Linked DNA regions of Mus musculus: region 2 is linked to region 1. Evidence: chromatin contacts called from ENCODE POLR2A ChIA-PET data. All regions are on one chromosome and are shown on one strand. The core of a region is the stretch at or near the end of the contact, and the rest is flanking DNA. Distances in the headings are between cores, read along the strand shown.

The links. ChIA-PET counts read pairs that join two places held with the same protein, here RNA polymerase II (POLR2A).
Region 2: POLR2A ChIA-PET joins it to region 1 with 11 read pairs in embryonic stem cell. The contact joins the enhancer-like site here to the promoter of Dsn1 in region 1. POLR2A ChIA-PET finds 5 or more read pairs at or near these places in 3 of 5 experiments (Patski and embryonic stem cell).

Annotation. Positions count from the first base shown.
Region 1 is chr2:157,005,817-157,008,551 of GRCm38, reverse strand. Dsn1 (DSN1 homolog, MIS12 kinetochore complex component) reads left to right here and starts at 1,477. Exons shown (of 11, transcript NM_025853.3): 1 at 1,477-1,577; 2 at 2,679-2,704. The coding sequence starts at 2,680.
Region 2 is chr2:157,057,321-157,060,310 of GRCm38, reverse strand. It overlaps Soga1 (suppressor of glucose, autophagy associated 1), which reads left to right. Exons shown (of 15, transcript NM_001164663.1): 2 at 1-123. Among named protein-coding and RNA genes, the nearest start is that of Soga1, 20 kb to the left of the region's middle. Within about 2 kb of position 1,595, at least 1 of the 3 ENCODE cell types and tissues checked has a DNase peak (open chromatin) inside an H3K27ac peak, as active enhancers do.

The sequences.
Region 1 (2,735 bases), core at 228-2,727:
GGGGTACATGAGAACCTGCTTTAAAGTAACCAGAAAGGGGGTGGGGAAATGAAGTTAAGAAATGAAACTTTGATGTGGAACAGGGCAAGAATCTGTATGCATCTTATTAACAGAAGGGAGCCACGGAAGACTTCCGAGCAAGGATGTTTACTGGGACTGGATTCCACGAGGCAGTGATCTCAGTGTGTCCCAACATGGCCAGCTCTGGCCGGGAATATTAAGTTCTGTTTTGGGGACATCAACACATGAGGTGCTCCAGGAAGTGATATTCAGGAATAAGAACACACCTCTTCCAGATAGCTGTTGAAACTATTAGACCAGAATGGCAGAGTAGAAACTTCTGGAATACACATTTCTACCTCTTACCAAAAAACTTCCAAGGGACCACAATTACTTCAAAATGGTCAAAATTATCAAAATTATGGTTCAGCTAGCCATCTTCTGCTTTTTTTTTTTTTTTTTTTTTTTTTTTTGGTTTTTTGAGACAGGGTTTCTCTGTATAGCCCTGGCTATCCTGGAACTCACTCTGTAGACCAGGTTGGCCTCGAACTCAGAAATCCACCTGCCTCTGCCTCCCAAGTGCTGGGATTAAAGGAGTGCACCACCACTGCCAGACCCATCTTTTGCTTCTTTGTTTTTTTTGTTTGTTTTTTGTTTGTTTGTTTGAGACAGGGTCTCACTATGTATCCTTGGCTGGCCCGGGTACTAGGCTGGCCTCAAAGACACAGAGATCCTCCTGCCTCTGTCTTCCCAGTACTGGGATTAAAGGCATGCACCACCACAACTGGACCTTTGGAATCTTTCGTACTACTCTCAGTTCACAAGGTTCAGATCTGAAAGGATTCACTTCATTGATGCATGGGGGGCATTCTGATGCCTCTATACCTTGTCCTGAAGAAGACCCTCCCAGGCACGGGACAGTGGAACAGACATGAGCACTGAACATCTAGCGTCAACATAGAAGGGTGGAAGGAGAAAGGAAAGGCTTTCCAGGCAAAAAGCATGCTCGAACAAAGGAACAGAGGCAAGAATTGGCACGGGGTTGTGGCAGTAGGGTTGGCTGTTAACGCTGGCAGGGGGTGTGCTTGAACTTTGCTAGGTACTTAAGGGCCCATGGGAGGGGCCCATGGAGCAGGAAGATAGGCAGGGTACAGACTGAGCTCAGAGCTCCAGTTCTCCCTGGAGAAAGTCACTGTCCAGACTTTTGGAATCAAAGAGATAGAGGGGAAGCCATGGCCTGGAACAGCACCACACCCATAGGTAGGATGTACGGCGGGAAAAGTCAGCAAACTGGTGTTTTGGAGAGGTCAATCCCCAGGCCTGGACGTAGCTGCAGATGTGCTTGATCTGTAGCTGGGTGAAAACGGTAGGACAAGGTGCGCTTGGGCCAGAACGTTAAATCCCGGAGTACGCAGGCGCTCCGCCGGAGGCACGGGTTGCGCGAGCCAGCGCGGAAGGCGGAGGCTGCGCACGCGCAGTTGTTCGGCGGGAGTTTCGTAAGTAGCGGAGGCAGCGGGGAACCCCGAACCGGACTGACGCGGGAGAGGACCTTCTGCGGCGACGCCGAGTTTGCAGAGGTGACCTTGGGCTTACTGGTTCAGGAACGCGGGGAGGGGAGCTGGGCTAGACCGGCGTCACGCTGGGGTTCGGGACCCGGATGTGGTTCTCCCCTGACCCGCCTCTGCCCGGCCCACCGGCCGCTCCCAGCCGCAGGGCCCCGGGGGCTCAGAGACTTTCTCCTGACAGGACGCCTGAAAGAAGGCCACTCCTCGCTCCCGGGCACTGCTGGCGTCCTTGACTCCAGATAGTGGCCTGGGACAGGTCGGAGGGCTGGGGTGGCAGCCGGGGTTACACTGCTGTGCCCCGGGAACCTGGGTCTCCCGAAAGAGTCCCTTACTCAGAGTTGTGGGACCTGTTGTTGATTGGGATAATGACGTCAGAAGGCTGTCACGTGTACAGCCTCAGAAGCGCTTCAATGTCTGTTATCCAAGCTGGAGTCTGTGTGATCACCCACGAGGATTGTGGTGATTTAGATCTTTAGAGTCTTTGTCCTTTCAGTATGGTCCCTCAGCCTCCATTCGCTTTTACCAAGCGTCCTCCACATTCAGCGGTCTTTTGGGAGGGAGACTTAGATGCAAGGTGGCGGGATGGATACTCGACCTTGCCTCTCTGTCTGTTTTCTGTGACAGGTGCTGGAAATGGGGATGTGGTGCGATCTCCAACCAGTTCTATAGAGGAAAGATGTGTGGCCTCCAAATCTGCCAAAGAGAAGTGACTGCGTATTTAAGCAGAGTTAGGGAGGAGGATGACTCTGTTTTATGGGTAGAAGGACAGATGTGGGCAGAGATTAAAAAGTAGGATTTCCAGCCATGGCAAAATCTGGAGAGAGTAAGAAGTGATGCGGGGTTTGTTTGTTTGTTTTCTCGTTTGGAAAACAAAGATCCTAAGACCTTCCACGGAACTGGGGGCTAGTGCCTCACAAAGTGAGGAGCTAAGATAGGTTCTGTAGACCGAGTTCTTGAAGACAGCAGTCAGTGATAGTAATCTTGCTGCTGAGAATCTCGGAGGAGGCAAGTGAGGGCACCTGAAGCATGAGACCTATTATGGGATAGTGAGGCCCCTGTGAGACTGGAGCTCGAACGGATCTCCTCATTTTCCTGTTTTCCTCCTTCATCCAGGATGACGTCAGTGACCAGATCAGAAGGTGAGTTTTACAGTGAAATTCAATGCCTCTT
Region 2 (2,990 bases), core at 346-2,845, 52 kb before region 1:
GCCAGCAAAACCTGTCGCATCCTGCAGTACCGACTGCGTAAGGCTGAGCGCCGCAGCCTCCGCGCTGCCCAGACAGGCCAGGTTGATGGGGAACTCATCCGAGGTCTGGAACAGGACGTCAAGGTCAGTCTGGGGTCACTGCCAACCTTCACAGGTGCCCTCGTTGGGTGGTTGGATCATAAACCCCATTGGGGATCCAGGTTAGGCCTGTGGCTTACTGCTTGCCTTGAGCAAATTATCCTGCCTCTCTGGGCCTCAGTTTTTCCATCTTCAAAGTGGGGACCCCTGGTGGATCAACACATCCTCCAAACAGGATAGCCAGGAAATGGTATGACAAGAACCCTTCTGAAGCAGCAAGAGGCCGTTTCTTGTATGTCTGCTTTGTATGTGGCTTTGGCCTCTGAGTAGGCCCTACTTATGGTCCCTGCTCAGCACCACAGGCTTCTTATGGGAAGACTGCAGCTGAACCAGGATGGTTCAGAGCTGGGCTCCAGGATACTTGGGCTTTGAGGTTTTAATCAAGTCTTCTATATTTCAATGTCCTCATCTGCAAAATGGGTATAAGAACCTACAATCCAGAATATTAAAACCCTGGCTAAGACACCAGAGGGACTGACAGTGAGTAGCTATTATTACTGCATCCGTTTTCTGGAGGAGGGGGCTGGGCCTCAGAGGAGAGAAGCACCTATCCAGGGTCAAGACGTCAGGCCCATCCACCTCTCAGACCTCACTGCTGGAACCTGCTGCTTCTCTGCCTAAGGAGAAAGCCTGAATGGCGCCACTTAGGTCGGGGATGGAGGAGAGAAGTCCCCATTGCCAGTCTGTCTTATGTAAGCCCCCAAAATGTGGGGACCCTGAGCCAGCCTCCGCTCTCAGAACTCAGTCCAGTGTGAACAAGGAACTCAGGGTGCTGCGACCGGTACAGAACTGGGAGGAGCCTAGGAGTTCTGCAGGTAGCCCAAGGGGGAAGAGGGCGTGAGCCTGGGAAAGATCCAGGACTTCCTTGGGGAAAGATCCCAAGGGCCCCGGAGGGCAGGCAGGTGCTGAGCAAGCCACACACCTGCTGCTGGAAAGCCCTGAGAATCCAGCCCTGCAGGGCATTCAGAAAGGACACTGTTCATTCTGTGACCAGCGTTGAGACTCTATGCAAGCCTGTGAACCTGTGTGGAGCCAGTTTCCTTGACTGCACACTAAGATCTTGTTATCCAAAAAATCATAAACAAAACACGATTTAAAAAAAAAACAACCTAACAACTCCCCGGTTCCCTCATCGGTAGGAGACAGAGCAGGGAGGGAAAGAGCGGAGCGAGCCGTTCAGGCGAATCTGCGGTTGGGCCCTGGTCTTTGAATCTGGGAGGGACCCTAGACAAGCAAGACCGAGAAGAGAGGTGGGGAGCAGGCTGGTGGGCGGGGCCAGAGCAGCTGGGATGGGGGTGGGGCTCAGCCCTCCAGGAGGAGGGGAAGGGCCCCTTCTGTTAGGATTTGAACGAGCCAATCTGCATGCCCGCGCTGCTCCTGCCCACCCCCGCAGCTGCAACGCTGAGCTCATGTTCTGGCTCTGTCTTAGCGGGCCGCACAGTTTTGCCATCACCCTTCCTCCCAGTGTGCTGGGGATGTTAGAGGCAATTATGGAGGTCCTCAGAATGCTGACTTCCCTGTCTTCCCCTAGGCACCTCTCAACCAGGTGGAGAGGGACTGGGGGCGGGGACGGAGGTGGGGGGTATGCCTAGGGATTCCTCTCCTGCTCAGCAGGCTCCTTGGCCCTGTGCCCTGCAGGGCTTTTGAGCTCCGGTGGTTTTATTGAGCTGGTATGTTATTAGTGAGATTCCCCAGCCGCCACCCCAGAACAACCCTCCCAGGCTCCTTTTGCTGGTCCACACAGTTAACAAGATCTCCGACCCTCAACAGGGAGACCCGCTAGCATGAGGATGGTCTGGCCACTTTATGGCCGTGTGGGCTTGGGTAAGCTGCTTCAATCTCTGATCCTGTTTCCACTGTGGAACATGGAGATAAGTTTAGTATCCTATAGAGACTTTAAAAAAAAAACACACAAACAAACCTTTATTTACTATGTCTGTAGCTTTCTGCTTACATATATGCCTCAACACCAGAAGAGGCACCAGATTTCAGTACAGATGGTTGTGAGCCACCATGTGGTTGCTGGGAATTGAACTCAGGACCTCTGGTAGAGCAGCCAGTGCTCTTAACCGCTGAGCCATCTCTCCAGCCCCCTATAGAGACTTTCATGACTATAAAATGAAATTACAAAATAGAGTCCTGTGTGGTAGGCATGGCACCAATCATAGGAGCACGTGATGGGAGGAGCCTCGGCTGGGGGACTCTGGGATCCACTGCTTTTCCTGTAGAGAGCCCCAGAACATGTCAGTAACATGTACCCCATCCTTCTATAAGGATGCTCTGGCCTTGGCTCTGTGTCCTGGGTGACCTGCATCACTTCCTCCTTGGAGCCTCAGTTTCCCTCTGTCAAATGGCGTGACAACACCCATCATGTGATTTTTGAGTTTGGTCACACATGCCTCAGGATGCTTGCCTGGCCTGAGGTACTGCTTATGATTTCCATCTCTCTCCTTGAAGATCAGAGCCACAGGGTCGCACTGCAATCCCAGGTTCAGAGCCCAGAGACTGATCTACCCAGGAGCTGGGGGCCACCGCTGCTGCTGGCCTTTGGCAGGGACCAGCACTGTGAATAGTGACCTCATGGATGAGCACATTTGTTTGTGCTTTAGGCATTTGCTGTGTGTCCAAGGCTGCCTCTCCTCTTTGTCTCCCTGCTTATAACTTCGGGGCTCAATGAGACAGGCACACAAGGCCCTTCAGGCTCTTTGGACATAGAAAGTTGTGTTGGGACTTGCTGTTGACAGGCCATTGTTAATCATTGTAGTCCTTCAAGCTTGCCCTTCTTCGGCATCATCAGCTTCATAGTTGACCCATGCTACCTTCCTAGTCATGTGACCTTGGGCAACTGCCCT